2 separate regions of the Mus musculus genome follow, and region 2 is linked to region 1. A link is a loop called in an ENCODE intact Hi-C map of the cell type or tissue named here. Cell type or tissue: left cerebral cortex. All regions are shown on one strand. Links, peaks and the distances in the headings refer to the core of each region. The heading gives the core; the rest is flanking DNA. Region 1 overlaps Pla2r1 (phospholipase A2 receptor 1). Region 2 has its middle 19 kb from the start of Gm39831.

Region 1 (16,143 bases), core at 2,856-10,855:
GGCAGCATGTGCTGCTGATGAGAGCTCGGGATTGCAATCATGAATGGTCTTGGATTCCAATCCTGCCATGTGTCAGCTGTGTATCACCGACGACGACAACACAGAATGTTTCTGTCTTGCTTTTGTCATCTGTAAGATGACGTTCACAACAGGTTTGTGATCTTTTAAATACTACGGTGAAGTAGTTAGGATGAGAACAGGGCATCCATTAGGAACCCTGGATGGCTTTCCAAGAGAGAAGGCAGGGTAGGGGTGGGCTGGACCCCAAAGATTGCCATTGCTCTCAGGGATTGCTTCCTGTGTCACAGAAACAGACTGTTTTCTGGGACAAGGGAGTGGAATACTTTGGCTGACTCTCGTTAAGCAGCTGCTGAGGTGGGTATACTACAATCAGGTTGTGACTGCTTTGCCAGTTAAGTGACCAGCACTAAAGTCACAGTACTGGGACAGGTTCCTGGGGGTCTAGATCTCCTTTCTGATGAGACCACAATGCCTATACCTCTCTTCTATAGCACAGTCCCAGCGCTACCACGGCCCCAACAGAGTCAGCTGTACTCAAGACAGAGGAAGACGCCATGATGTCAACTGTACTGATGGATACCTAGGAATCTAAGATGAGGGCTGGGGAGATGGCTCAGGTGGCAAAGTCTTGCAAACATGAAGACCTGAGTTTGATTCCCAGAACCTGTGCAAAAATAAAAATGAAAATGAAACGGGAGGAAAGTGTGGTGGTATACCCTTATAATCCCAGAGCCGAGGATACACAAACAGGTGGATCTCTGATTCTCTCTGGCCTGGCAGCCTTGATCACGGAGAGACCCTATCAGAAAAGATAATGGCTGAAGAGCTGCTAAGTTTTAGCCCTAGCTTCTACAAGCACGTGTGCACATGTACCCCCACCCCCACCCCACATACACACACAAGGACATTTAAGATCAGAATATTTACATAATCAATATCTCTGTGTAAGCCAGTTGAAATTTAATTGCAACCATAAGCCTTTGCGGGGGTTTTTGTTGTTGGCTTGTGTTTTAGCAAAGAAAATCACATTTCTAGGATGCTAAGAATTAAAGTCTGGGAGATCACGTGTTTTCTCAGTAGCAGACAAATCCATCCTCAGGATACAGGTCTAACCAGTGACTCTGGGGAGCAAGGAAATAGAACAAGTGAAGTCGTTATGCCTAATAAGTCACCCATCTAATAAGATATCCTTATAGAATTGAAATCTGAAATGTCACAGAAAGCCTGGCCTTCAGAAACCCTGGTCCCACGCCCCAGGCTTCGTCGGATGCCTGTCTGGGCCTGCTTCCTTGGAGATCGTGCCTGCTTCGTCAGCATATTCTCATTCCCTAGAGATGTTTCACCAAGTTATCATCTGGACAGGTTGCTTGGAGCTGTCTCCGGTTTCTGGCTTGTTTACATTCAGAGCCAAGCGGTGAGGATTTCAGAGTTAAGCTCAGAGGCCAAGTCTCCTCCCAGGATCTAGAGGAAATCCTCAGGCAATATGGAACCCCAGAAGCTAAAGACTTAGCTACCCCGTTCACTCAGCCAAGGTGAGGCCCAACTGCTGCGCCCACTGATTCTCTAACACCGTCTTTAACACCGGCTGCTTCGTTTGTTCACCAACCCACTTACGCCAGATGTACCAGGCTCTGCGAATTACGTATGATTTATTTTGAAACGTAAAATGGGGCTACAGGAGTTCTTATATAAAAACTACAAAAACGGCTTTGTGAAACAAAAATATGAATAAACATTCTGTCATTGAGCAAGAGAATCTCAGATATGGGAGAAAACTGCAGAGATTTTGAAGGTGCTCAAACAGGTCCGCGAGCATCAGTAAATTTTTTTACCTGCTAGTGACAGTGAAGCAGATGCTTATGGAGCAAACCTGATTAGACCAACTGCAAAGAATAGTCTACTGATTGGTGCTGTCCTTAGCCAAAAGATGAGTGAACACATCTGGGCGTGTTCTAATAGAAAATACATGTATAAGCTAAGAGTGTATCTACCAATGTTCTTTATATATATATAAAAGTTTTATTTATTATTATACATAAGTACACTGTAGCTGTCTTCAGATGCACCAGAAGAGGGCATCAGATCTCACTAGGGATGGTTGTGAGCCACCATGTGGTTGCTGGGATTTGAACTCAGGACCTTCGGAAGAGCAGTCGGTGCTCTTAACCATTGAGCCATCTCTCCAGCCCCCATGACCCCTTCTTACAACTGATTTAAAAGGAGGTTCTTTGAGGTCCCAACTGAGTCAGGTATTACTGCATTACATGCAGTGTGAGTAATAATAGCACACGTGAAAAGTTCAATGGCTGCCCTCCATGGGAGCAGAAACAAGCTATGGATTAGTCTGAAACATTCATTTACCATTAACATGCTGTTGGGGGCTATCTTCTTTCTCTATATGTTTTCTGTTCCTGCTCTTCTTTTGGGAAGTTTAGTATAAGATCCAATGCCAGTGCCAGAGAGCGTCCACCATTGGTCCCATTTTCTCAAAGCTCTTGGATCCCTCCCTATAGTCGGAGGCGATAGCTTCTCCATCCCATAAACTCCTGGTCAGTGGGCGGAGACTATAGGAGTTTTGTTGTTCCTTTTGAGCCGCCATCCAGAATGGAGTGAGAGCCAGATCAGAGGCATCTTGCTTAAGCACTCCCTGTGGGGGTGGCTTGGATAAACACTGCCCATCTAGGCTTGCTCCAGGCCAATCAGTTTTTCCCCAGCCCCAATCGAAGTGTGACTCTAGCAGCCAGAGCTCACTCCCCGCTGACTGAGTTCTGTGAGTCTCTTCCCATGTTTTTCCTTTCGTTCCACACATCCCCTGGCAGGTTCCAGGGTCTACTGGGAAAGAGGGCTAACCATTAATTAAGCATTAACTAATTGATTAATTAACTAAGAGAGCTAATCATATCTATGACTTAGATTTCCAGCTCCCACAAAGCCCTACGCACTAAGAAGTTAAAGTTCAGACAGCCACTGGGGCCATGCCCTCATCAGGTGAGAGACAAAGAGAGGAGCTCCAGGCCAGGCACAAACAACAATAAAGCTGTAATTTCAGGGCTGGGGAAGAGGCAAGAGGAAACAAAAGTGATTCTTTAACTGGTTGTCACATTAAATTTAAGATTTATCTATTTAAAAATATCCAGGAGCGCATACAGTGAGTCAAATGTAGATAGGAGACTTAATGGGTGCAGTGGAAAAGACATTTATTAATCTTCAAACTCATTGATCATTAATAGGAAACATTAGAAGAAACACAGATTGGGATTCTTTTTAAAAAGCGATATTGGAATTCATTGCTTTTCATCAATCCCGGAAACGGATGATAGCATTTTAGATGCATTAAATTTGGTCCATCATGCTCACTTCACAGTGGGAAGAAAAACAGCACTTGAGTGATTTTTTTTTCCCCTTAATTTGTTCTAAATTATAGCGAAGTGCCCTGCAAGAAGCAAGTGCTCATGTTAATTAACTCTGAGTAGAGAAGGTCACTGTCACACGTGGGGGCTCAGTTTCTGGCTTTCGTGAGATATTCTCTTCTGCAATTAGAACCTTCATCAGGAATTAGAGGCGTATGCAGATTCTCTCTACTTTACCCAGCGCTTCATGTTTGGGCACTTTTGTTGGCTCTTCTTTAAAAACACTGAAGATGTAGTAACAATAATGAGATGAACCGCCGGTCATGGTGGCGCACACCTTTAATCCCAGCACTCGGGAGGCAGAGGCAGGCGGATTTCTGAGTTTGAGGCCAGCCTGGTCTACAGAGTGAGTTCCAGGACAGCCAGGGCTATGCAGAGAAACCCTGTCTCGAAAAACAAACAAACAAACAAACAAACAAACAAACAAAACAAAACAAAATAATGAAATGAAGCACACAGTCTAGATATTTATTTACAGGTATGCCTGCAGTATTGGCCTTTTCTTTGAGCCTGAATCTTTTGTAAAACCACATGCAAACAGCTTGACAGTGCTTCACAACATAAAGAGTTAACAAGACTGAATTTCGGTTGTCTTATGTTGAACTGTTAAGACCAGACATGAAATTATAAATGCTGTGCAGTCTGGAAAATCACCCTCCAGGATCCTCGGAATTCCATTGGGGCTGAGAGAGCTATCAGCAGCTGAACCCATACTTCCAAAACACACAGAATTTTTAAAGGCTCTAGTTTTCAGTTACCCCTAGTTTCTTAGAACGTGTGCTGTTATTTTTTTTTTTTAATTGGATGTTTGCTTTATTTCAATTTCAAATGTTTTCCCCTTTCCTGGTCTCCCCTTCGGAAACCCCCTATCCTTTCCCCCTTCCCTCTGCCTCTATGAGGGTGCTCCCCCATCCACCTACCCACTCCCATCTTCCCACCCTGGCATTCCCCTACCCTGGGGCATCAAGGCCCCAGGGTCTCTCTTCACACTGATGTCTGACAAGGCCATCCTCTGCCACATATGTGGCTGGAGCCATGGGTCCTTCCATGTGTACTCTTTGGTTGGTGGTCTATTCCCCAGGAGGACTGGGGGTGGGGTCTGGCCTGTTGACAGTGTTGCTCCCCTCATGGGGCTGCAAACCCCCTTCAGTCCCTTCTGCAACTTCTCCACCGGGAAACCCCGAGCTCAGTCCGATGGTTGGCTGCGAGCATCCGCCTCTGTCTTTGTCAGGTGTGCAGTTATTTTTATGCCTCAAATTATGAACGCACATGTTGATTTTGTTGGTCATACAACACATGGCATGATACAGGTGTTAAACTGAAATTGTTTATGTCAATTAATATTTGAATGGTAGACATGATGAGGAATCCAGAGTCTCTTGCCTCTTCTGATCCACTCCAGTATCAACTGTGAATCACTATAAAAAAATTACTTCAAATGGATTTAGCCACAATGTAAAGGTAATTATATACGTCATTCCTTTGGTTGTGTTTGTTCTGGATATCCAGACGTTAACTATATATTAATTTGGCCATTTTAAAGAGGTAAAGAGACTTCAAGACTAAACAGTCATCTAAAGAGACCATTCAGGTGTGGAGCTTTCGATGACAATCAAACCTGAATGGCTCTTAGAATAGGAAGAACTCAAGATGTTATTAACTGAAAAAAATCCAAGACTTTCCAATTCTTGGGAGTATCTAAAGATACTCAGGTCAGTCACAGGGGAAAAACTTACATATATAGATATTTTAATTTTTAATGGTCCCAAGGTCTAGTAAATTTTTGATCAACCCATGGTCAAAGACCCTTCAGGAAAATAATATATTTTAAAGGGATGAATATTAATCATGAGTGAATTTTTAATCCTATGTTTTTTTTATGCTGTAGTTATGAAATTAAGTTCTGGGGCTTCTCTAGAGGACGTGGGTTCAAGTCCCAGCACCCACATGAGAGCCCACAACTGCCTCAAACTCCAGTTCCAGGGGATCTGGCACCTTTATATAGAGACATACATACAGGCAAAACACGAATGCACAGTAAATAAATAAGAAATCAAATTCTGATTAAAAATAAATGTGCATTCCACTCCTAACCAAGAAGCTATTTACAATTGATACCTGCTGGGAGAAGGGCAATCAATTTTCTCCGTTGGAGTGATACTGGGTATATCAACCAGTTGGCCAACACAAAATGAATGCCAAGGGTTGCTTTATGTGTGTGATTTTTGTTTTGTTTAGTTTTTTTTTTTTTTGGTCTTATTATTTTGTTAGTTTATTTTAATTGTACTGTTGTTGAGAAATAGAGAGAATATGAAGTCAGGTGGGGAAGGAGATGGGGAAGGTCTGAGAGGAGAAGGAATATGGTCAAGATATACTGTATGAAAAATATTTTTAAATTAATGAAAGAAGAAGAGATCTATGAAAAGGATTTTAAAGGGTTCATATGTGAAAAAAGCGAGTCCCTTAGTACTCTATGTTTCTGAAATTTCAGCAGTGGGAACAAGTGCAAATTGGTTCATGGGGACAGGCTTCAGGGAAGGCTCAACACAGGATTTCAAAACAGAGCCTTGACAGCAATCTCATCTCTTTCAGCAAGGCCACGGCTGCAAGGGCATACTTTTGTCCACTTGTTATGTGTGATTTTATACTTTTACTGGGAGGCTAATTGACCACAGCTTCATCAAATCCACCAAAATAAAAGGAAATTTAATTTCACTTGAGAGTTTTTTAAATTGAGTCTTTATACCATCCGGTTAGTTCTTTTGAGTCATAAATATATAACTGCTACCTAATATAATGTTCTTTTAAAAGTTAAGTCCTATGACTTGGAAAACAAAATGAGAGTCAAGTGTCCCAGTGTGTCAGCCACATAACAGCAGTAGCAAAGAGCTGTGACCGGGAGCTGTAGTCGTTGTAATAGTCTACAGGGACTCTAGTCTTCAGGTTGTACTGATAAGGATCCCAGTTTGCTGTGCAGAACACATTCATACTTTTTCTCAGAGCGCCCCCTAGTGACGAGTGGCAGGTAGCACCAGGGCCATGGATTGTACTGGCAGAAATACACAAGGAGGCAAGCCTGAGAGTGCCCATGTTTATCCCAGGGACCATACTTAATTTTCATAGCTACCTCCTGTCGTCTGTGTATAGATTGCTTCCCTGGGAATAACGTGTCATGAGCATAGAAGCCACCCTGACTGGTTCACCCCAGGACTGTGCTAGAACAGAAGATCTATCTTAATAAAGACACCCAGTAAACACTCAGACGGCAAGTAACCTCTTACTCTTGATTATGGAGACACTTTTATTTATCATAAATTAATGACAGAATATCAAACCTGTGACCTTTTAATACACAGGAAATATACTTTAAAATTTTAATGTGTGTGTGTGTGCATGCACATATATGTGTGGGCATACTGAGGCTAAAGTCTGACATTAGGTGTCTTTTCCCATGATAGTTTTTGAGATAAAGTCTGTCACTGAACCTGAAATTCATCAGCTTGGCGAGACTGGCTGGTGAAAGAGCTTCTGGGATTCGCCTGGTTTTGTCCCATACCCACCCCAGAGCTGGGGTTGCAGATGTGCACCACTGCACTTAGTCTTTATGTGGGTACTGGGGATTTGAACTCAGGTCCTCAAGATGGCACAGCAGATACTTTACCAACTGAACTGTCTCCTGGCCCCAAATATCATACTCTTAATCCTCATTAACCAACCAATGGCATCAACTAATCCAAGACTAAAAGGAGATGGTCAGAATGGACAGTTTATTTTAAAACACCTTCTCCAGGGTTGTTTTATTCAGTATTTTTTCAACATCTTGTTTAGTTTGGTTCTAATGGGAGCACAATTCAGATCTTCACTTTTTTTTCTCTTTAAGTTTGAGTTACATCTATTCTGTAAGCCCTGGTTAGATTACATATTGCCAGGTAGTGGTGGCACACACCTTTAATCCCAGCACTTGGGAGGCAGAGGGTTTGAGGCTAGTCTGGCATACAAAGTGAATTCTAGGACCGCCAGGACTGTTTATACAAAGAAGCTGTGTCTTGAAAACAAAACAGAACAGAACAATAACAAAAGATTGTTATATAGTATTTTATAATTTTAGATTTTAGTTTTTAATAAGTAAGGCCCATGAACTTTGACAATATTAAACTCTCAATGCATTTCTTTAAACTTACCTAAAAGATATCTTTAAATCAAGGTAATCAATTAACAGGTGAGGGTTTATGGCACAGTTTAAACTGTATGGTTGTTCTTGAGAGTGCCTGCCTACTGAGTTCTTCATATGTAGGAGAAGGTGGTATTTCTCCCACTTAACTTGAGAATCAGATCTAATATAACTTTGTCATTCAAAGTATTAGTTGAGAGCTCAGAACCTGAAGTCTAAAATTTAGGATTTTCCCAAACCACACCATTTAAAAATGGTTGATTTAGAATCAAACAAGCACTGACTGGCAGAAGTACCATCCTGTCATATGGAGTGAGAGGACACGCCCCCTTTCTCTTAATGTATCGAGTGTACCTACACACTGAATGCTTACCAGACTGGCCTGAGAATTCTATTTAATAGTTCTTGTCTTTTAAAATAATGGGCCTTTTCAGAATGGGCCACAGTTAAAGGAAATGAATACGTTAAATCCCATCTGATTTGGTTAAGATTCAAAACCAGTGCTTGAAGATTAATTAAAACAGAGGCGCAATTCACACTATAACGGCATCTCGTTAAGGGGAAATGCAGATAGGACGCCCTTTGTGGCCTCTTTTGCTCTCTGTAGCTGGAGCATCTCTAACTTCTTCATCATTGGTGTTCTTCTCAAGATCAGAAATGAGAATGTTCTCTTCTAAATGTGCTGTGCTGAAGTTGAGTGTGGGGTAGTAAGAACCCCGAGACCCCGTGAGTCTCTGGAAGATGTCACTTTTCTGCTTATATATCCAGAAGCAAAGCATGAAAATGCCCAGGGCTATTATCAACGTCAGCGTTACTGTGACAGGAACGATGCTGTGGCTTAGTCCTGGAGAAAGACAAAGAAACACAGAGGACAGATACTGTCACATGCCTACCTTCTATCGTATTGATTCTAAGAAATATCTAAATATTCTTTCCCTTCCAAACCTACCTTTCTCTGGCTGCGCCGTTACAGCTGGGATGCCTAAAATCAAATAATAAACAAATATTTCTTTAAATTCATCTAAGTTATGTTATGTATTCAAGCAAAGCAAGAATCAGACTATTGCTCATATACCATGCCTAGTATATGAATGATGTTTTATTAGAGCTCTGATAGTCATTCATTCATGTATTCTCCTCTGTGTGTGTGTGTGTGTGTGAGAGAGAGAGAGAGACAGAGAGAGACAGAGAGACAGAGAGAGGTGTCAGTCTTATACCATGGTACATGCACCATGGTATGTGTGTATAGGTCACATGACAACTTGTGGGTTCTCTCCTTCTACAATGTGGGTTCCAGTGTTTGGATCCAGGCTTGGCAGCAAGTGCTTTCACCAGCTGAGACATATTGCTAGCCCATGAGCCATTTATATTGATAAGTATTGGTGTTCATAACACAAGTGGTTTTTTCTCTTTCTTCCCTCATTCCTTTTAATTTACTAAAGCCAAAAGATTTCCATATAGTCTCAGAACTATCATAGCAGAAATATATGCAAGACATGGTCCTTACTAGCAGGAAGTCATCTTTTTGTTGGGATTAGATGGAGAGTTTGCCCAGCAGTAAAAGCCCTGCTTGTCTGTATGTAACATCTTTACAGTCAGCACATTTCTCATCTGTGATTCCCAAGAGTCTGGAAAGGAATCCATGGACTCTCCATTCTGAAGTGACACAGTTTCTGTTTTAGGGCATTTTACTGTAAGAACATTTTTCATTTAAGAAGACTATCTCAAGGGTTAACATTTAACCTCTGCAATTTCAGGTCTAGGAACAGAAAAGAGGGAGGGAGGGAGGGAGGGAGGGGGAGAGAGAGAGAGAGACAGAGACAGAGAGACAGAGAGAGAGACAGAGAGAGAGACAGAGAGAGAGAGAGAGCGAGTGCTGGAGAAGGAGGGTTTCTGGGAGTCTGAGGTCAGTCTGGACTTTGTAGCAAGTTCCTTGATAGGCTGAACAAAGGAGTAAGAGCTACTCCAGGAAGCTACATTAAAAACAAGCAAACCCAAAAGAAATCTATCTGGTCTTCCATGCAGCCTATTTGGACAGGCACTTTTCTCACCGATAGGATGAGTATGTTTGAACTGATCCAGGGCCTTGAAAAGTTGCCATACTTTAAAACTGGACATTATGGGGTGGTGTTTTTGATTTGCTCTTGATGCTTAGATGCCAGGGAAAACGTGGGCATGCTGTTAGCCTTTTGTCTGCTACAATGTTGCCGCACTTTGGGGTTTCAAGCATCCTGTGCTCCTGCTGGCAGCCCTTTCTCTTTCTTTGCCAGTGTCTTGTCAGTCTTCCTACTTCTCCCTGTGTTTTCAGTCACATCATTTAAATCACCGGCACTGTCCTTTGCATCTGGTGAGTGTATTTCACTGTGGGTGTCTACCCTACACACAGGGCATCCTTTGCTCCACCCGGAATCTCAGCTCCATAGCTAAGCACTGGATCCAGCCTCATTGGTCAGCACCATGTGTATGGTACTCCAGTCTAGTGCATTCTCCGTGGCTGCTTTTTAGTAATGCTGGGCCTTTGGTTTAACATATCTGTCCTTCTTTGTTCCAGCTCTCTACACTCCTCCTCCTCCTTCAGAGCCCAGCGTCTCATTTCTCTGAAGCCTTACCCAGGAGCCCAGAGGCACTCTAACCTTCCTTCTTCCAAAACGAGACTCTAGGAATAGTCTGATTATCATAAACGCCAATGGTCCTCATGGTACGCTAGCTGAGGAGCCTCCGCTGCTGTTTTCAAATGGCTAGAATTTTCTGGTTTCACGTTCTAAAACCAATTTCTATTGCCGTAAACCGTATTGCTCACCATGGACTCAAATATGACCTTCTTGGCAAAGTCTACTCACAAGGCAGAATTATACCTACTTCTCCGTAACAAATACACCAAATAAACAGAGGATATTTCCTACGACCAAAGATGACCCTACACTTTCTCCTAGCATGGCACAGCTCTTTTTGGTGTAAACTGCATGTCTTATTTCATCTATATGATTAATGATTTCCCCCCCTTCATCTTAGAGGAGCTGAGATGTTCTGACGTGTGTGATGTGGAGCAAGATGACGGTGCCAGAATCTATCTGAAAAACTCTCTGATATGGCGGGTCGGCATTAACCAGGGTCAATATGAAGAAATTCTTTCTCCTTTCACACACCTGCTTCCATTTTACATATGAACCCCTTTTTGTCCTCGCATGGGGTAAAGTGCCATATTCCTTCCGGGATCCTCAGGACAACACACGGATGTGGCTTGAGGTGGTCCATGTCTGGCTTCCGAAGGCCCCAGTTGGACTGCTCTGTGGGTGTTCCGTCAAACCACCTTAAGGTTTTGTCTGTGGGAAAAAAAATGCTGGCTTGTTATGAATGAAGTGCATGATTAACAGTCTAAGACTGGGATCAGTCCTTAAAGCAGCCTCCAAATTTAAGGAGGCACATTTAATTCCATGAGTATATTCATGAACAAAACATCAAAAAAGATACGTATCCAGCCAGGCGGTCACATAGAAAGTAAAATTAATGTATAGAAAATCCCTTGAAATTCTAACATCAACACCATAGCAAGAAGGTTCATTTCCTAAAGCCATTCTTATACGGGAAGTGATTCAGTGGGAAAATTCAGCCCATACATAGTTAATACGGTGTGTGCGTGTGTGCGTGTGTGAAAGTATGTGTGTATGTGTGATATGTGTGTGTGTGTAAGTATGTGTGCGTGTGTAAGTGTGTGTGTGTGTGTATGTGTGTGTGTGTGTGTGTGTGTATGTGTGTGTGTGTGTAAGTATGTGTGTGTGTGTGTGTGTGTGTGTGGTGTGTGTGTGTGGTGTGTGTGGTGTGTTGCACTGTCTGAAAAGAATTTATAACTAACAACAAAGTGAACTGCAAGTTGGCTTGCCTTTGGTTATCGCCATCGGCTAGAAATTCAAACAATGTCCAGGATTAAAATACCCCTTGCGAGGAGGGTCTCCATACCCACCATCCTGCACCACTGTGACACACTCTCTATGCCAATTAAAATACTTTTCTTTACAAGTACTTTTCAATAACATCAGTGTACTGGCTAGTTTTGTGTCAACTTGACCCAGCTGGAGTTATCACAGAGAAAGGAGCTTTAGTTGGGGAAATGCCTCCATGAGATCCAACTGTAAGGCATTCTCTCAATTAGTGATCAAGGGGGAAAGGCCCATTGTGGGTGGGACCATCTCTGGGCTGGTAGTCTTGGGTTCTATAAGAGAGCAGGCAGAGCAAGTCAGGGGAAGCAAGCCAGTAAGGAACATCCCTCCATGGCCTCTGCATCAGCTCCTGCTTCCTGACCTGCTTGAGTTCCAGTCCTGACTTCCTTGGTGATGAACAGCAGTGTGGAAGTGTAAGCTGAATAAACCCTTTCCTCTCCAACTTGCTTCTTGGTCATGATGTTTGTGCAGGAATAGAAACCCTGACCAAGACAATCAGTTACATAAAGAATAGTGTGCCTCCGATTATACACACTGGTGTCTATAAGGATTCAAAAAGCACAGCTGTTCACTGAAACAGCTCCCCCATCCTGTTGTGGTTTATACCGAACGCTTGAGAAAGTGGGGTGTTTTCAGGTCAACGTGTCTTGCCTTTGTATGACTAAGCCCGGGGACAGAGCTGGAACTAGCAGCTTCAGTGTCCCAGTGAAGGTTAACTTGTCCGTTTGTTTTGTTTGGAGGTGTGGCTTTAGGGTTCACACTATATTTTCACAGCAATTGTGTTCAAGAGGCATCCTGGGGCTCCCAGAGGCCTTCAGGACTGCGTGTTTACTTGCGCCTCCTCTGCACCCATGGCACTTACTGTTATTATCAAACTGAGCATTCAACCAAACCATCTGCACAGAAGACCCAAACGCAAGAAGCTCTTCCAGGAGAAATGAATTTTCAGCCGCATCCCTGATTGCCAACAGATTAGATCCTGTAAAAGGGACAAGCAGCCAATAAGCAAGGTAAAGGGGACTCAGAAATGTTTCTGGGCCCTGATTCCTGAAGCCCTGGCTTTGAAAAACAATCGTTCGGTTACTCAACACACGGTTTCCCTTCCTACTACTGGGGCTGGAACTCCAGGGCCTTGCCATGCTAGGCAGGAGCTCTAAGGATGATCTGGAGCCCCAACTCCTGGTTTTTATTGTTAAAAAGTGATTGAGTAGATGATGAGCCACTAAAGTGCCTGCTGCAGAAACCCAAGGACCCAAGGACCCAAGGCTGCCGCCTCAGGACTGAGGTAAAGATCAGAGGTGGAGAGGCAGAGACAGAGGGGTCCAGTAGGGCTCACTGGCCAGGTTCAGTGAGAGACTTGGTCTCAAATATACAGAATGGAGTGTGGTTGAGAAAGACACCTGATATCATCACACACACACACACACACAAATTCAAGGTGATTAAAAACAAAACAAATAAAATCAAAGTCCCACTATGTGCCCCTGGCTAGCTTGAAACTCACTATGTAGACCTTGCCCTTAAGCGCATACCGATCTTTCCCTGCCTCCTGAGGACTAGGATTAAAGGCCCCACGTCACCACACCCACCTACAATGTGATGTTTGATTTAAGTATAAAAGTGTACAAAGCTTTCATTTAAAAGTTAAAATACTGATTAGCCAGTTTAGAGAACATTAAAATTTCACAACGCGCATGGCTTCAGAAGAATTTTGTAGGAAAGCTCTACACCGAGGCACACTCTTGGGTTTTCAAAGTCTGCACTGGGACTTGAACTGCCTATAATAGTTGTCCCCCTAATAAGCAAATTCAATAGTTTTTTTATTTTTTATTTTTTATTTTTTCAGTAGTCCTCGTGGCCCCTAAAGTCCCTGGATAATCAGCCTGCGAGAAAGCACACTGTTTACTGAGCTGCTGAGAGGACATGCAAGTATGTTAGCCCCACAGAAGAATTACCTTCACTTTTGCAAAATTCATGAGCATCTTCAAAACTCCTGCTGTCCAGGACTGTGGAAAAACTGTAGCAGTTACCTTTAAATTTTATCCAGGGAACTGATGTTTCTGAGCACAGCCCTGGGTGCTCAAATGCCTTTGTTTCTATGAAGAAAAAACGGGTATGGTTTCAGGCTGGTGTCTGGGCTCGTAGACCGAGATAACCCTTATTTTCCATTCCATGAAAGGCCATGCATAACCAATGTGCACATGAGGTTTTCATCAGAAGACCCCAAAGGCTGGATTTGATGCTGATGGTTACAGACTAGGGTTAACCCTAGTTCTTGCATTTCTGTTAGCAAACTCTTTCCCTAAACATGAAGGGTGGATAAAAGTGTTTTGTCGGTTTGAGTGCTGCCTGGTGAGGGTGGCTGTCTACTGCCATTCTAAAGTTGGGACATCAGTAAGATGCACTGCAGAGAGGAAGCAGTAGCTGAACGATGCTGAGAAAAGGATGTCTAACGGTATAATATGTGTCCTGTGCAGGGCTAAGTGTCACAGATGTCTAAAGCCCCTACTTGTGTGTACCTGCCTATAGGTATTGCTCATATCTAATCCTGAGTTGTTTTCATCTACAATTATGCAAAGTATGTGTGCTGTAGGTAATAGTACCCACAATATAAGTAAATAATGCAACCTTATGAAATGGGCGATTTAAAAGGAGACCAGAGGGGGAAACTCTCAGAGCATAGGAGTGCAACAAAGAAGAGAGTTAGGGAAACAGAGTAAACACGTCAGAGGGTGAGGACAGAGCCCCTGGTCAGGGCACTGTCGCTAGTGGGATCCTTGGGAACGTGTTGAGTGATCTCAATTAAGTTTCATTGTCAGTAAAGGGATTGGGCCAGCTGAACTTCATGTAAATAGGATATTGTGCAAAGTGTGGTGTAGGGCTTATAGTCAATGTCCGAACGGTGTCAGCTTACCACCACCCTACTCATCACTCAAGAATCTACCAGCCTTGTCTTAAACGTAAACCCTCACAGTTCAGATTCTCTATAAAGCTGTGGCCCGCCTTTCTTTCTTTCCTTCCTTCTTTCTTTCTTTCTTTCTTTCTTTCTTTCTTTCTTTCTTTCTTTCTTTCTTTCTTTCTTTCTTTCCTTTCTTTCCTTCCTTCCTTCCTTCCTTCCTTCCTTCTTTCTTTCTTTCTTTCTTTCTTTCTTTCTTTCTTTCTTTCTTTTCCTTCTTTCTTTCTTTTTTCTTTCTCTCTCTCTTTCTCTCTCTTTCTTTTCTTTTCTTTCTTTCTCTCTCTCTCTTTCTTTTTTTTTCCTGTTCAAAGCAGCTTTATTCATAATAGGAAGAAACTGGAAGCAACCCAGATGCCCTTCAACCAAAGAATGGACACAGAAAATGTGGTTCATTTACACAATAGAATGCTATTCAGTTACTAAAAACAAGGATACCATGAATTTTACAGACAAATGGATGGAAATGGAAAATATCCTGAGTGAGGTAATCCAGACTCAAAAGGGTAAGCATGGTATGTACTCACCAGTAAGCAGACATTAGCCTTAAAATACAGAATACCCATGATATACCCTTCAGACACAAAGAAGTTAAACAAGAAAGAAGGGCCAAGCATGGATGCTTGAAGCACACTTAAAAGGGGGAACAAAAAGGCATAGAAGGTAAAGGGAGAGAGATAAGTGGATGGAAGAGGAGATGGGAAGGTGAATGTGTGGCAGGTGTGGAGAGAGACAGGAGAGTGGCCCGCCTTTCTTATGTAAGGTCTCATCGTCCTTTTACCCTAACCTGCCATGCTGGCAAACTCAACACCAGCTTTGCGTGTGGCTCCCCTTCCTGTGCTCCTCTCTGCCTTCCTTTATCTAAGCTTCTCTCCTCCAAATTCGTCTCTGTGTTGTTGTTGCCCATCTCTCCTATCCACTCTGCAAGTTCCGTCTGCGTACACTGACATGTCCTTCAGGAAGCCTTCTGTCTTCCTCCAAATAAATAGGATGCTTCTTAAAACACAACAACAAGAAATTATTGACTACACCGCAGACCGTGGTGGGGAGGGCAGTATCCGGAGAACACACAATGCATTCTTTTCTTGATAACCCCTCATCTTCTAGACACACCTGGCATGACAGGTATTTGTCTTTATATGATAGACCAGAGAGACTACAGGCTTCCTGAGAGCTGAGACTTTTTATTACATGTGTTCGTAATCATTGCTGAGCACGATCATGCATTCAGTAGTAACATAGGACCCATTCCTGGAGTTGAAGAGAATCGTACCTACCAGTGACTACGTGACAAATGGCGCCTTGCAGAAATGACTCGCAGGCTGTGCTATGCCAGCGTCCGTTGGTGTCAGCAAAAGCGCAGTCACCAAGAAAGGCCGACTCCTCATCCTTCCAATAGGTGAAAGGGGATTTGGTGCCGTCCGACCAGTCAAAAGTCTGACCATTCTGCAGAGGGGATTTGAAGCACCACTTCATTGCCAAGGCTGCAGCTGGGATCACCCAGCACTAACTGAGTACCCACTCCTCCCAAGTTCCACACTTCTTTCCAAAAGACCCAGAGGCCGTGGAGGGAACAGAGTTTATTTTTCAGCAATTTAAGTATGTAATAGTCTTGTTTTTAAGAAGCAAAAACAAAACAAAACAAAAAAT
Region 2 (16,143 bases), core at 3,944-11,943, 890 kb before region 1:
TGTGGGACAGCTGAGAAGAGAAACAGGAACCAATCACAGAGAACAGTGACCAGTGCCACTCATGACCAATGCCCCCACCCAGGGGCCAATGCTCCTTCGGGGCCTGCATTCGGATAACAGCAACCGCAGTGGGTCAGTCCTACAGCAAGCACGCCTGGGCCAATCTCTTCCCTTGAGGCTCTCAGAGTTTGAGGGAGGCCTTAAGAGTTCAAATCCCCCCCCCCCCCAAAAAGAGTTTCAGAATTCCCCACAGGCCTCCGAAGAAATGGAAATAAGCTGAGAGATCGGGCCTAAAAATCCAAGCACCACCATGGGGGTGGGGAGGCAGTAACAAAGTGACCAAGGCTTACAGGGTGTCACCAGAGGCCTCAGGGGAGCCTGCAGGGCTGAAGGGGTTGAGAAAGGCTGTACTTTATACCAAACAGTGAGCACACATACCTCAGGTGGATTTAGAACACAGCTAAGCCAGTGCTGGGCTTTGCCTGGCTGGAGGAGGGGTGGGGGTGGGGTGGGGTTAGAGTGGGGGGAGGGGAGTGGGGGGTGCTAAGAGGAGATGGGGAGTGTGAAGAAGAGACTGTAGGATGCTGTAAACGAACATTTCTGAAGCTGGTGATGTAACTTCCGTGTGTGCTTGCTGACTCTCAGGAACAAAACCCTGGGCTCTGTTCCCAGCACCACATAAACTGGGTATGGTGGGACATGCCTGTAATCCTAGCACTTGGGAGGTGGAGGAAGGAGGGTCAAAAGTTCAAGGTCACCCTTGGCTTCATAGCAAGTTCAAGGACAGCCTAGAATACATGAGAAAGAAACTGGGAGTTGGGAAGATTCTAGTTACCCAAAGAACAATCCAAACCCACACATGGGGTATAGAATAGGTCGGGCACCCCAAAATAAAATAAATTAAAGCCTATCATATTCTCCCTCTTCTACCTCCCTGCCCCCACTTTTAAAAACACTGTGATACCGCACGCAGCAACAAGAAAGTGGACACCCTCACTTGCTTTCTCACTTCCTGAGGGACGAGGGCACAGAACTTCTTCTCATGTAGGGCATTTAACCTAACACTGGCTTCCTGGATAACCCGAGACACAGTGAACACTGACAGATGAAAAACAACAGAGGCTGCAGGGTTGGGAGGGAGAGCAGGATCTAAGATCTGGCACAGAGCTGGGCATGGTGTAAAAAGACTGGTTTGAGAGTCCTAGAGATGGACTCTGCGTGGTGGCCTTGCGCTATCGAGATAGAGATGCATGGCCGTATGGAACGAGGAGGGCACAATTTGTTGCTAAGGTCACACAGAATGCAGTGGTCAGAGGACGAGGTGAGGATTGGTCAGTCCGATACCGAAGTTTTGTGTGAAGTCACAGAACCTTTCAGTAGTGGGTATGCAGCATGAAGTATTCCATTTACAGATGGTCTCATAGCCTGATAGTCTTGCTTACACTGAGTTTGTGCTTCTTTCTGGAACAAGTTTGGGGACCAGCTGTGGTTCTGAGTCCTATGTTTCCTCCCTCAGGGTTGTCCAGATGCCGCCATTGCACACCACGCTGCAAGGATGAGGCGGAGTTGGGGATGGGCGTCTTCACCAAGGATTTTAGCTCTCTTAGGCGATACTCAATCAAACAACTTTCTTAGACCATCTTCAGTGAAACAGCTTGCGTGCAGATACTTTTTGGAGGGTGGAAAAGGGTTATATATAAACTTTGGTGAGTAGGGAGGAGTTTTCAGGGCAAACAAAATCACTGGCTGGAATTTAAAGAACTGTCAATGCCTCGTATGGAGAGGCATTCCAGAAATCCCAGGTGATGCCGGGCGGGTGGGTTCTTACCAGGATAGAGGAAGTTGAACTTTCAGGTTTGCCAAGGACTAGGTGACATTGCTTAAGTAGGAGATTGGGACCGGGCTCCCCAGATCAGAAGGAGAGGAGGAACTCCCACTGCAAATGAGAGTCCTCCATTTTGCATGGATCTCAGAAGAACTATCTAGGCATGGTAGAATTCGACCTTAGTAGCCAGGTCTTCTTAATGTACTAAAGTTTTGTAAAATGTGCTGGGAAACACACATTAGCCCTTTCACATCCAACTGCAGCAAAAGTAGGGGGTACCACGTGTACCCCACCATTTCCTGTAGGACATACTATAAGTAAAATTTCTTTCCAAACGTTCATCTGACGAAAGGAGACTAGCTGTGTATGGGAGGTCTTGTTTTCAGAGACGTGTGGACAGACCGGAGCTGCTGGAGAGCCTACACTGGGCTTTCTCACTTGACAGCCAGAATGAGGTTGCAGAGAAAACCTGCATTCAACACAAGTGTCTTTTTTAACTCTCCAGAGAAAATGAAGCCAGAAATGAGTTTTGTTTTGTTTTGTTTTAATTTGTTTTCATTTTCCTTATGCCAAGCTAAGTATTCCTGAGAGAAAACAGAGCTTTTCAGGGAGCTGGTCCCCCCCGCTCCACAGATCTAATTCTGAGTGATGACTGGTTTTCCTACCCAGGATCTGAGAGAATTCATGTTGACTCTTAGTTAATCTTCAGTTTTACAACCAGTTCAGCTGCTTTTTCTCTTTAACGACCTAAGTATCTGCTATAAAATTTTCCTTTCAAATAAATTGGAGGTCTGGCTTTATTCTGTCCTGAAGTTTGCAGCTAAATATTTATGTATGTTCTGCGGGAAGACAAGAGACTGTGGGGCCTGTAGTAGAACTTCTCAGGTAATATTGAAATGGCCGTCGGAGTCCCTGACCTGTGGATGCTGTGATCTGCCCCAGTGAAAGAGGTGTTGGTTATCAATTTCACCCTTTTAATTTTCTCTAGTTTTTACTTTGCTAGTCCAGTTTTTACTTTTGCAAGATCTGAGATGGCATTGGATCATGCAGGTGTTGGTAAGGTGAGAGAAACCCTTGAAAGCCTCCGGTGAATGCACCTGAAGTGGCATCTAATTTTCCACCCAAAGGGGCCACACTCACTACCTGAGAAAACCAGGAATGATGCAGAACTCCTGTCGCTCCTTTGGATTCTTTTCCTGCACGCACTCATTTCTATCATGAAGTCCTGGGCCATGGCTGCAGGTTGCTGAGAGCAGATGAAGAAAATTTCTGGGCCTCCTTCACTGTCTCCTTGGAAACTTCAAATTTAGTTTGCTGTGGCTACAACATTCCTCAGGTCGGGCGGTGGTGGCTCACGCCTTTAATCCCAGCACTTGAGAGACAGAGGCAGGCGGATTTTTGAGTTGGAGGCCAGCCTGGTCTACAGAGTGAGTTCCAGGACAGCCAGGGCTACACAGAGAAACCCTGTCTAGTAAAACAAAAACAAACAAACAAAAACAAAAAACAAAACAAGATTCCTCAGGTAACATGCCGAGACCTGCCAGGCCTCCTGAGAAGGAAGACTTCTACTACACCTCAAACCAGGTGTGTACTTCTAGAACATTCTTAGTACCACACACAGACACACAGACACACACACACACACACACACACACACACATTCTCTCTCTCTCTCTCACTCACACACACACACATCATCATCATCAAAACAAACCTCTCTGACTTCAGCTTCTGACCATGAATGTCCTTTTCTGGACTCTGGCTCTTGCCATCCCTGTAATAAGAATCTCTGTGGCTAACCTTGGCCGACCTGCATAATCAGGTATCCATGCATCTCAGGATCTTAAATCAGTCACATGACAACTACCTTGTGTGAGCTAGTTCATTCAGAGACTTCCAAGACCAAAAACAGAGGTGATTCCGTCAAACATAATCAGACCCTGCCAGGTTTTCTCAGCCTAGCCAATCCTGGAGTTCAGTGCCCCGACCCCAGCAGGTTTAAGCCTGGCCAGCTCTTCTAAGGCTCCAGGCTGCAATCAGTCCATGAGCTCCTGCCTGGCTTCACAGCATCGATGCAGCTTGGAGGCCTGAGCATCAGGAAGAGTTTTATAGGTCAGCGCAGGAATTTCAATCTCGGTGTCACGGACACAGTGGGTAAGCACAAAGGGAACACAGTTAAAATGTGCTTATACTTCGGCCAGCCCCCATTCTTTCCAAGGCCTGGCTTCTGAGGGTGTAGCTCCACGGGGGTGGAGCTGGTCCAATTTCATGCAGGACAATTCTGGGAATTCTAGGATGCTTAGCATCCCAGACCTTTGCTCTATAAAGTCTCGCCTCATCCTCCTCCCCACCAACCATTGTGACAATCAAAACAGACTCCCACGCACTTCCTAATGACCACTAGCAGGGCGGCATTGCCAAAAACCTCAGGCAGGACGATGCTTATCTGTGTAGTTGAAGGTCCTCAGGGAGAAACTGTTTCTTAGAACACAAACAAACACTTGGTCAGGTTTTAAATGCTGGGTCCCAAGTAAAACCCTAAACTCTGAGGGCTAAGGTGGCTCCTGGGGAGGTTTGTGGTGGGGGAAAAGGAGCTGTCAACTTCTCCATGATCCCCACTGCCAGCTTGATGACCTCAGTGAGAGTTCAAGGCCAGCCTGGACTACTTGAAACTGCACTTCAAAACAAAAACAAAACAAAAGCCAAGAGGTGCTCCCCACTCTTCTTGCTGATGGGTTGATGCTACGTTTCGATATGGTTTGTCCATTCTGAAACTCCTGTTGGAAATTTGGCTGCTACTGTGGGTGTCTCAGAAGGTGAAGGCTTTGATGCAATAGTTAGAGGAGAATTACAGCCTTTCCTGAGGGACTGAGTGTACGTTTGAGTGAGAAAGTTGTGATAAAGTGTACCCACACCCCGTGTTCCATCTCTTACACAGATTGCCCTTCGGTTCTCTGCTGTGTTCTGACCCACACACGTGGTCATGGATTCCAGAGTCACGAACTATACCCACCGCTACACTTTTTAAGTTACAAGGTCTCAGATGTTTTCTCATAGCAACAGGAAATGGTATATGATTGCGTGTAACTGATTTATCTTCTCTGATGGGGTTTTGTGGGGTTTTTTTAGAGCTTCCTCCATGGGAATCTTTGTCACAACTCACAGTACCTAAGAATGCTTTACATGGCCTGAGGTCATGGCCCCGCATCCCTATATCCTTGGCAATGTACATGTATGTCCTATGTACATACAGAGAGGATAAATATGTCTTTCCATGGAAAAGAGGGCAAAATCTGGAAGTCCATTTTTGTTCCATAGATGGTGTCCACGGCCTAACTTTGAAATATTATGCCTATCGCAGCTCAACACGGAGCTGAGCCTTCCATTGCAATATCCTGCTATGGTTACAGATTCAGAGAGCATTTCCAGGGCAAACAATGTAAGAGATGATGCTCAAGTGCTAAGAATCGCTGAGTCCCTGAGTTTTAGGTTTGTTTGTTTTGTTTTGTTTTGTTTTGTTTTTCTTTTATAACCCTGGCTGTCTCTGAACTTGATCTGTAGACCTGGCTGGCCTTAAACTCAGAGATTACCCCTGCCTATGCCTCCCAAGTGCTTGGATCAAAGGCATACACCATCACCACCCAGCAGGTTTTCATAGCTTTGACAAGAGTATTTAACTCGTGTGTGTGTGTGTGTGTGTGTGTGTGTGTGTGTTCGTCCCAATCTGTTTTCAAGCTGAATATTGGAGATAGTTCTTCAGATTCCCTTGCGCAGTAGAGCAGTTAACAAGGACTTTTTCTCCCAGTCAAAACTCTGGGAAGCTAGGCATGGCAGTACATGACCATAGTCCCAGCATTCAGGAGGCTGAGGCAGGAGGGTCATGACTTTAATTCCAGCCATGGTGACACAGTGATGCCCTATCTCAAAAGTAACATAATATAAATGGGTTCCTTTCTTCACAACTTAATGTCTTAAAGGCCAGAAGCCTGCTACGTTGTATCACTCTCTCCTCCAAAGGGCTTTTGGGACCCAAGTAACTTGCCGTTCATTTTGTGCATAGACTCTCCAGAATGTCTGGAACACAGAGGAGTGACTAACAACTGTGATGAAAACAGAATAGCCTGCTTTACAACAGCAACCTCTGCAGCAGGACTTCACATTTATAAACCATCGCTCATACAGTTTCTCCTTTGAGCCCTATGAGGCAAGCCACTTCCCACGGGAAGGAAAGCTAAGACAAAAGGAAAGACTAACAGTGGGAACTATTAGGTACTGAGTGGGATTCTGTAAGGACGTTTTTGTTGACTTACTTAAGACTGAGAGTGAACAGAAACAGTAGACCTTGTTATTCCAGTAGACCGGGCTTCAGAAAGGGGCAGTGACCGGTCTAAGGTCACACAGCAGCAAAGTGTCTCTTTCTGCAGTCCCACACATTTAGCTTTCTCTCCTGAACTAGAATTTGATCAATAACTTATAAAATGCCCTGCTATTCACTCTATGTCTGGGGGGAGGGGAGGACTTAGGAATTTTTTTTATCCACTGCTTTTATTGAATATTAATGCCAGAAGAAGACAGAAGGCTAAAAGGGGTAGACCTTTATGGTTCCCACTGTTGGCGTTATTTAAGGCTGGGTGAAGAAGCATGGGGGTTTGAAGAAACAGCCTTGCCTCTCATTGCGTGGCTTTGTAAAATTGGTGCTTTGGGACCAGAACCTCGGGGTAAACACCAAAGCCTTTCAAGTGAGACAAACCCCAGCTTCCAGTGCCTGTGTTAGTCGTTAGGAGCCCAGAGCACACAGCCCACAGGAGGCTGGTGGCGTCAAGTTCAATGCTAGCACTGTCCTGTAAGTACTTCCAGAGGCTGCTCTCTGCCCTTTGCCAGTTGCACATTAAACAACTTCCTCAGCCCAAGGGGCCCCTCTGGCAGTTCTCCTGCTGCACGGTTCTTTCTACCCCATTCATTCTCTCTTGAGCTTTAGGGAACCTCAGCTCGCTCCTTTTGCTGCATACAGAGTTATGTGCGTGCGCGCGCGCACACACACACACACACACACACACACACATGCTTTCCTTAGTCCTTTGTATCGCCGACCTCAATACCTCGAATCCCAGGGCAGCCGTTCATTCGTAACACACCGCATTCTTTGCTGCCCTTTGGCACCGTTCAAATATTCTCACTGTCAGGCCTCTCGAAAGCCTGAGTTGCAGTGGACTGGATAGTCCAAGTTCAGATGCTGGATAATTGGCTGCCCAGACCACACAACAGAGTGAGGATGGGCCAGCCAAGCCTGACAACTCAACACCTTTCCAGAAGGAACCCGAACCACCCAGGGCCATGCCTGAAGCTTTCCTTGACAGACATCCCAAGACCCTGGCGTTCCAGCATTCAGAGGTTCCCACTGCAGTTCCACGGTTGCCACACACAAGCCACGTTAGAGTTATTGTACAGTACCAGTAACTCTACAGCTGGACAGCACAGCCCATGGCACATGGCAGCAGGGAGGAGCTGAGGGGTCCACTTTCACCCGACCATCACCCCCTTCCCCTTCTCCTCTGAGCAGTGTCTAATAACAGCCTTATTCTTAACAGCTCTAAAGTAGAAATAATTCAAATAGCCATCAGCAGGATGAAAGACAAACTGTAACCATCCCTACAATGAAACAGACAACAAAAAAGAAAGTAATTTATGTTGCACAGAAAGCAGCCAGATTTAAAAGGACACTGTACACAAAAATAAGAACAGGCATGCTAATTTGTCAAGGGATACAGCGTAACTTTTGGGGGTTGTGAAAAAGACCTCTCATGTCCTGGTTGGTATTTATATGGCTACATGTGCATTTCAAAATTCTGGAACTTCTCACTTAAGATCAACGCAGAGATGAGAGTGTAGTTCAGTGGTGGAACAATTGCCTAGCATGCTCAAGTCCCTAGGTTTGCCCTCCAGCACCTCTGAAAAAAAATTATAAATAGTATTGTGTTAAATTTCACGTCAATGTGAAATTACATGTTTTATATTTTTATATCATTGTCATCATCACCATCATCACTGTCATCGTCATCATCATCATCATCTCAGTGCATCATCACCAAGGCCAATGGCTTCAAGGAGAACTGGAACAGGGTTTGTGGCTGTCTGGGATGTACCAGCTGCTCTGTGACTCCGATACCTCATGGTGCCCAGGAGAACTGAGCATCTGCTGTTCCAAACCTGGTGACTCTGCACTCATGACTCAGACTGACTCCCAACTTGCCAGTTCTTTCTACTGCTGTTTCTATCTTTACTCTCCACTGTCATTTCAGTTTTTCTTCCTTCCCTGATCCCTGCAGGGCATGAGGTTGAATGATGATTAGCTAACCCTTCCCAATGGCACGGTCTCTGTGGGAACCAAGGGTCTGTCCACCTAAATCCAGTAAGGCTGAAAGCCTCTGGTCTGTCTTCTTAGATGTAGAGTTACCTCTGCCTGTACAGTTTTTCTGCGTTGCCCTTAAGAGCAGATGACAGGGGCTCATGATACATTTCATGGTAGAATCTGGCACCTGTGTGGCTGTGTGGGTGGCTGAGTACTCGAGGTGCCAGAGTCAGGCATTATAGTTATCGATGGCTCTGCCATAGGGCAGCAGTGCCCTTGCCCGACCCTTGCCCCTTTGTATATTTGTAGGTTGTTTTTGGGGTACACCTCTCTGCCACAGTAAGAATTCCTACACATACACTTTATACCTACAGTATCTCCCCCAAGATTTGGCTATCTTACTGACAATGCAATAACTTCACCAGAACCACAGTTAAATATATACAGTGCCAACAGTTAACTCGCCAAAAATTAAGAGAAAAGAAAAGTTGTTGATGAAGCAAAGCTGGGGGAGGGCATGACCTCAACAAAGTTCCCATCATGCTTTAGCATGGCTCACAAACTTCCCATCATTTCCAGCACGGCTCAGGTAAGTTTAGGAAGGAGGGGACTGGTTGGAATGAGGAGGCATCAAAATTTGCATTCATGGGTTCAAGGCTATGGGGGTCTAGGAAATGCTTGATGAACAAGATGTAGCAGTTACTGACAAACCTCTCAGCTGACTCCACTCCTGCTCTTTCAGGACTAAGAGTTTTCTGGAGTAAGTGATGAATTTATTTGGGCTCCATCCCAGCATTAGTTAGCACAGGACCCCTAAACTCTGATTCTTAGTTCCCAGTGAAGTATCTGTAAAACCTTAAAGTAACTTCTTACACCTCTCCATCAATCATAAAGCCAGCCACCATGGGAGGCATTGCACAGGTTATAATAGCGTGCAATTGGTTCGTTGTTGTTGCTGTTGTTGCTCTCTCTCTCTCTCTCTCTCTCTCTCTCTCTCTCTCTCTCTCTCTCTCTCTCTCTCTCTCACTTTTTCTTTCTTTCTTTTTAATTCCCAAGAGACAGTGGGATGCCATATAGTATATATTTTTCAGGTCCTTTCCATTCTCTTGATTTTGTGACACAATGAACTTCTCAATTTAATCTTTTGTAAAATAAGGATAATTTTACCAATTTTGATGAAGATTAAGTAGCTTATATAAGTTTAAAGAGCTTGGAAAAATAATAGCTGTTATTATTATTATTATTATTATTATTACCTCTTTTCTCTAGTCAAGGCATGACATTACAGCAATCTGGTGAGTCATTAATATGCCCTTTTTTCTTTTTTAAATACAAAGTCTCTCTATGTAGCTCTGGCTGTCCTGGAACTTGCTCTGTAGCTGCCCTCAAAATCCCAGAGATCCTCAGGCCTCTGCCTCCTGAGTGGATTAAAGAAAGGCACATGCCACTATGCCTAACTCATTAATATGTCTTAATAAAAATTTTAAATTATTTATTATTATTATTTTTGGTTGTGGGGGGCAGTGAACGTGGGCATGCATGTGTTATGGAGAACACGTAGAGGGAAGAGGACCTCTTCAGGAGTCGCTTCTCTCCTTCCCAGCCGTGTTCTGTGGATCCAGCTTAGCCCCTCAGGCTTGGGAGGCAGGTGGGCGCATTTACCCAATGTGTTATCATCTTTTCCTCTGTGCTGAGGACTGACTCATGCCAAGCAAGCACTCTGCCATGAAGCTATCTTTATTCCAGACCATTGACAAATTTTTCAGTTGGCCTTGCCCTAAGTCTTTTCTTTACCCAATTTTTAACTCTTAGCAACAAAGCGCCGTTAAAAGCAAGTACTGCCCTTCTTGAGCTCAGTTCCCAGTACCCATGCCTCGTGGCTCACAAGCATCTACACCCCAAGCTTATATTCCAGGGAGAAGCCTCCAGCTTCCCTCCTCATTGGCTGAGCACAGCACTTTGCCAAGATGGAGGTCTAGAAGATAGAACTCCCCTCATAGCCTCAACGGCTTGAAGCCAGTGTTCCATTAGCCCTAAAGCCAAGAACTGAACACATCAGCTTGGCACCTGGAATCAGGTCGATGCTCCAGCCACAGGTCCTTTGCCTGGATCCATGGAAGTCAGACCCAGCTTTAGCTCCTTCTAACATGCTTAGCAGCATGATCTGTGATGGAGGAAGGCATCTTTGGGGGGCAAATGCCCACATTTAATGCAACTTTAGAGTGTCCTTTTATCTACTTCCAGCTAGAATTTCATGATGTAAAATGACCCTGACTGGAAGCATCTCTGCCCACTCGTTTAACCTTTTAACTATGGCGCATGTGTGTGCTGTAGTTACACAAAAGAGCAGGTAGCTTCCCCCCACCCCACCCCACCCCGCCCCCGGACCTTGGTGGTACTCATCACAGGCCTTTCTGAGCCTTGGCCATGGCTGCAGAACATCACAAATTCTGCTGGCGTGGGGGAGGAGGCCCCCTGTGAGCGAAGGGACAGATGGATGCAGAAGATGAGGCTGAGCATCCCCACCCCCTGCCTGGCTTGTCCTGGCAAGTTCTCTCACTCATGAGACACAGCCTAGGGATTGCAACAGCCACCTACCTCCCTGGTGTCCCCACCCCCACTCTCTCCCACTGCCACTTGCCCTGTATGAGGCGTCTCCCCCTCAACACAGAATCCTTTTCCACAGGCTGCTTACGGCTCCTTGGTCGGCTTTGTGTGCGACTGGAGGCAACGCGGCTCTTCAGCCTGGCCTAGGGCCCTCCTGTAGGATACCAGACACAGTGTTCCTGGTACCCCCTCTCTAGACTCTACCTTGAGCACCCAGAATCTCAGAGTTTACTATTCTTTCCTCTTGCCTAACTCTTATTCACCCTTCAAAACCTGCTCAAGTCCTTCCCTCTAGAAAGACTTTCCCGAGTCCTTTATAGGAAGATATGTCACCTCCTCAGGAGCCCCTTCCTGGAGCGGAACATAGCGCTCATGGGAAAGGAGAAACTACCTTAACTGTGATATGGGGCCTCTTGCCTCTGGAATCTTCTGGCTTCCCTCTCAGGTGCCCTTTCCACTCTGAGGTCCCTCTCCATCCACAGAGGCCCCGCAGATCAAAGCCAAGCGTCTGCTCGAGTGTGGCAGTGTGCGGCATATGAAGTCTTTACAGCGCTGTTGTCTAATCTGAGAATGAGAGGTTGGAACCCAAGGGCGCTGCAGATTCACTGCACTTCTAATTGTCTCTAAGTGATTAAAGGAGCAATTAGAAACCTAGGTGTTCCCAAACAGTAGGAAAATCACTTCTGAGTAGAGGCCCTGTTGGAGGTTCACGTGACAACCTGTTTATCTGTGGCCGCAGCCTAGCAGCAACAGCAGCTCGCCTGTCCTTCCTGACACAACACCCCCACCACTGTGACTCAAAGCTCCCTTCAGAGTTGCCAGCTGGGCTCCTGTGGCTTTGCTGTATTAACTTTGATGCCTCCCCCGCAGCCACCGCTGCTACAACCTGTGTTGTCCAAATTGTTCGTGTCTTACCAAAACAAAAAGTCTCCTCTTTCCTCATTTTCTGGGCCACCACACTCTGGACTACCTGAAGAGCCAGCTGGGGCCTGAGCATTTTGTGTTGGTCTCTCTTGGGGATTCTTAGAGACACTGTGACTGAAATACATCACACAACTCTAGGGGGCCTCCTTCATGCTAGGGTCATTATAGACTTGAGCACACAGTAGGATTCTTTTCTTAATCCTATGAAGTTATCTATCTATTCACATATTCATTTACATATCAGAGTTTCTTGGGATGTTTCTCTCTCTCAGCTATTATGAATAATACCAGTATGGGTATGAGTGTACAAATTAAAATTGTTTTGAGACCAAGTGTTGCATGTAGCCCACACTGCCCTCAAAATTACAAACTTCCTGCCTCTGCTTCCAGAGTTTCAAAATTACAGGCATATAATCCCATGCCTAGCTTTTAAAAATTTAATAACACAGCAAAACATTTCATGATGGCTGACTCCTTTGGATCATTGTCCTGGTGCTGGTTGTACAACTTTGACTTTGCGATGAGCTCATGCTGTGTAGATAGGATCTTACTGTGTTGTCTGGGCTGCTTTGAACTCCTAATTCAAGTGATGCTTGGGCCTCAGCTTTCAAAAAAGCTGGGACCCTAGACATGTGCTACCGGCCACAGGTAACTCCTTTGGGTCCTTCAAAGAGTCTCTGAATTGTTTATTTAATCTTACTATCTTTTGTGGATTTGAGGTCACGGTCACATGGCCCTATTGTTCCCAACACTATAGCTGTAAGTTCTTTAAAAATATTTTAAATATATATTTATATATAATTTTTATACACTTATTCATAAGTGTGTGTGTGTGTGTGTGTGTTCATTGTGAAGAAGGAAGGGCATGGGTATGTGTGTGTAGGTCAAAGGATAATTTGCAAAACTCAGCTTGTTCACATGTAGGTCTTTGGGAATACAGTCAGGTCACCAGACTTGGCTACTATCCTATCAGGTCTTATTTTTGGTTTGTTTAGATTTTTTTTCCCCTAGAAGGCCTCTATAGAGTAGCCAGAATGAATCGATACAATGAGATTGTTTTCTGAAACTAATAATGACAAACTGAAGAGGAATTCACTGATGGTTTTGTATTGGATTTTGGATATGCTGGGACCTGATACGTCACACAGCTTACCGTCGTCGATGTTAACACAAAAGGTTTTACCTGTCAGAAAATGCTTAATTAGGAAGGTAAAGCTGAATATCCTTTAAAAAAAAATTCAAATAATAGACACTCAGTTTTTCTTCATCAGCGTGTCTTTGCTGGTTGAAGTTGTTACGACAAAATAGTTTAGACCAAGTGGCTTAAATCACACCCAGTCCCTCAGCATCCTAGAGACGGGCACGGTCTAGATGAACGTACCCTGGCTTGTTTCCTGCTAAGGGACTTCTTCCTGCCCTGCCATTGGGTGCCCTTTCACTCTGACATCAAGAGGCCTTTCTTGGTGTCTGCACCCCCAACCCTTCTAAAACTTTTTCTTGGTTCTTTGTGAATTTCACATCATGTCCCCCAATCGCACTCATCTCCCCCACCCCTCATAACTGCCCTCCACTCGTGCAACCTACCCCAGAGAAAAAATAGTCTCATTGTGGAAGCTGTAGTGTGTCACAGCGTGTCCCACTGTATCGGCTTTTGAATGTTCATCGCAATGAGTCTGGTACAAGTCCTCTGCCCTCTGCTACTCTATCAGTACTGGAGTCTTGTTGAGATTTCTCTTGGATATCCTGCTGTTGCCCAGTGCCGTGGAGATCCTGTAGTTTTGGATCTGTAGGACCGGTCCCTTCATGCACGCCAGCAGTTCATAGATGGGCTGGATGCTGAGGCAGACTGACTCGAAGCCCTGGGTCTGGGATTGAGAGGCATCTGAGCTGGTCAGCTGCTTTCATGCCCTCAGGGATGTCTCAACATCAACCCCACAACCAGGGCCAGCTATAGCCTATTGCCCAGGTGAGGTACAGGGCTCACTCTCCCAAGTGCTGCAGTGGTTGAGGGGCAGGGCCAGCTCTCCTGCCTGCCATAGGTGGCAAGGGGAGGGGACGGGGATCTCTCCTTTGCCCGTGTCACCACACAGCATACGAGTGGCAGGGCCAGCTCTCCCATACTCCACCCTCAGAGTTAGCTCACCTACATCCCACATCTCTACTGTGATGCCCAAGTGAGGTGTAGGGTCTGCTATCCCGAGGGCTGCTGGCCTTCTTCTTATAAGGACACTAACCCCAGAGTGGCAGCCCCACCCACATGACCTCGTCTAAGCCTGATTCCTTCCAAATCCCACTTCCATGTTGAAAATCAGAGCTTTCACAAGTACATTTGAGGAATACAACCCCACCTTCAGTGGCTGATACTGGCGAAGTTGCATTTCCCCATGGCAACAGAGAGCTCAGCTACGGTCATCACATGATTGTATACTTATTGGTTTTGTTTTATTTCATGGTACAAAGGGTAGATTGCTGGGCCCAGTACATAATGGGCAAGTGCTCTCTCTCTCTCTCTCTCTCTCTCTCTCTCTCTCTCTCTCTCTCTCTCTTTCTCTGAACTCTAGGCCCAGTCTAACAACTTACCTTCAGATGACTCAGTTCAAAATCCTAACTTGACTATATTCACCAATGACAATAAAATCATGAACTTTGGCCCAGTATCAGTCAAGCTCTAACACAGAAAGACACACCTTAAAACCAGACCCCACAAACTTCAAAAGCACCCCTACTTCTAATATCTCTGCTAGTAAGATTGACTTTTTAGCCGGGCGTGGTGACGAATGCCTTTAATCCCAGCACTCAGGAGACAGAGGCAGGTGGATTTCTGAGTTCGAGGCCAGCCTGGTCTACAGAGTGATTTCCAGGACAGCCAGGGCTACACAAAGAAACTCGAAAAACCACACACAAAAAAAGATTGACTTCTTAGATTTTATTTATTCTATGTGTATTAGTGTTTGCTTGCATGTGTGTTGCGCACCATGTGGCATGCAGTTCCCTTGGATAAACGATTCCCCTCAAATCCCTTGATGCCCAAAAGAGGGCATCAAATTTCTTGTACTTGGGGTCACATGGTTGTGAGCTATCTTGTGAGTGCTTGGGATTGAACCGGGTCCTCTGGAAGAGAAACCAGTTCCTTTAACTTCTGAGCTGCATCTCTAGCCTTGTTTTTGGGTCAAGATACTGGCTTCTATCAGACATGTAAGTCAACAACATAAATATTTGAAAGGAGTCAAGAAACCATCCAAATGTCTGCTCCATGATTGAGGAAGTGGGGTTGTAGATGAGAGAGAACTTACAGAGACATCTGGAATAGTCGAGAGCAGAGAGAAAAAGCAGCAGATTGGACACGGCCAGAGCTCAGAAAGCAGGGCGTGGGGAAATCACTTGGGTTATAAGGAAGACGAGTAGTTGGGGGGAGGGAAGTCCATCAGCTGGAGCAGGCAGTTTGGGTAGAAGTGTAAGAGAGGACAGACTGTGTGGGGGCTCTGAACTGCACACCAAGTACTTGCGGGCGGGGACTGAGGGAGGCTGGGGCCAGCATGTGCCGTGTGCTTTGAGAGGCAGCCACAGGTATACGTCAATGAAAGCCATATGTCTCTTCTGCCAGAGGCAAGGAAATAATGACTCCTTTTGGCTAATGAAAACCCATTTCACAAGTTCCTGAGGAATGTGCCCATGTACCTAACCACCAGAAATCCAGCTTAAGATAAGCCAGGACTGCCTTTTCTGGACATACACACTTCCTGAGACCTAACAATAATAATGTAACTGGGGAAAAAAGACAAAATAAAAGTTTGGGGGTTTGAGGGGAGTTGTTTATTTTTCAGTATAGTTTGGGATGTTGTCACACATGCCAGAAATTCCAGTATTTCAAAGGCAGAGCTAAAAGGACCTGGCTACTTAATACCAGGGTTACATAATGAATCCCTATCATTAAAAGAAAATTCCATTGAGCTGAAGGGATAGCCTAGTGGTTAAGGGTACTCAGAGTGTCCAAGTTCAACGCCGAGCTCCAGTGGTAGGCATGACCACAACTGCCTGTAACTCCAGCTCCCAGGGGATGGGGGTAGGGAGAGTCTGGTGCCTTTGACCGCCACAGGCACCTGTCTTCACATGTATACACCAACAAATACAATATTTAAAAAATTTAAGCTTGGCAGTGATGGCACATACCTTTAATCTCAGCACTGGGGAAGTAGAGGCAGCCACATCTCTGAGTTCAAGGCCAGCCTGGTCTAAAGAGTGAATTCTAAAACAACCAAGGATACATAGAGAAAACCCTGTCTCAAAACATAAAAAAAAAAAAAGTTTTTGATTTCAAAAATTATGTGACAAAAAGCATATTGATTTGGGGGCCTGTGGCTTAAGACTGGCTCTCAATGCATAGTCCTGGGTGCCTTGGGACTTAAGACACAGACCAGGCTGGTCTTGAACTCACAGA

The links. Peaks named below come from ENCODE experiments on the same cell type or tissue, not always from the same donor. Only the 100,000 strongest peaks of a DNase experiment are listed, where the experiment ranks them.
Region 2: a loop joins it to region 1, with 2.8 times the contacts of the local background. A loop is called at or near these places in 16 of 42 quality-filtered maps.

Annotation. Positions count from the first base shown.
Region 1 is chr2:60,411,857-60,427,999 of GRCm38, forward strand. Pla2r1 (phospholipase A2 receptor 1) reads right to left here. Exons shown (of 30, transcript NM_008867.2): 25 at 15,771-15,939; 26 at 13,496-13,636; 27 at 12,403-12,519; 28 at 10,749-10,925; 29 at 8,552-8,584; 30 at 5,687-8,446. The coding sequence ends at 8,157. Gm13580 (predicted gene 13580) reads left to right here. Exons shown (of 3, transcript NR_046065.1): 2 at 1-152; 3 at 513-718. Among named protein-coding and RNA genes, the nearest start is that of Gm13580, 8.4 kb to the left of the region's middle. In left cerebral cortex, for the core only: a CTCF peak has its summit at 6,447 (motif pointing left); a DNase peak (open chromatin) is centred at 6,435.
Region 2 is chr2:59,522,986-59,539,128 of GRCm38, forward strand. No RefSeq gene overlaps it. Among named protein-coding and RNA genes, the nearest start is that of Gm39831, 19 kb to the left of the region's middle. In left cerebral cortex, for the core only: no CTCF peak of the experiment used is centred there; DNase peaks (open chromatin) are centred at 5,954, 8,022, 8,347, 10,737 and 1 more place; H3K27ac peaks cover 377 bases.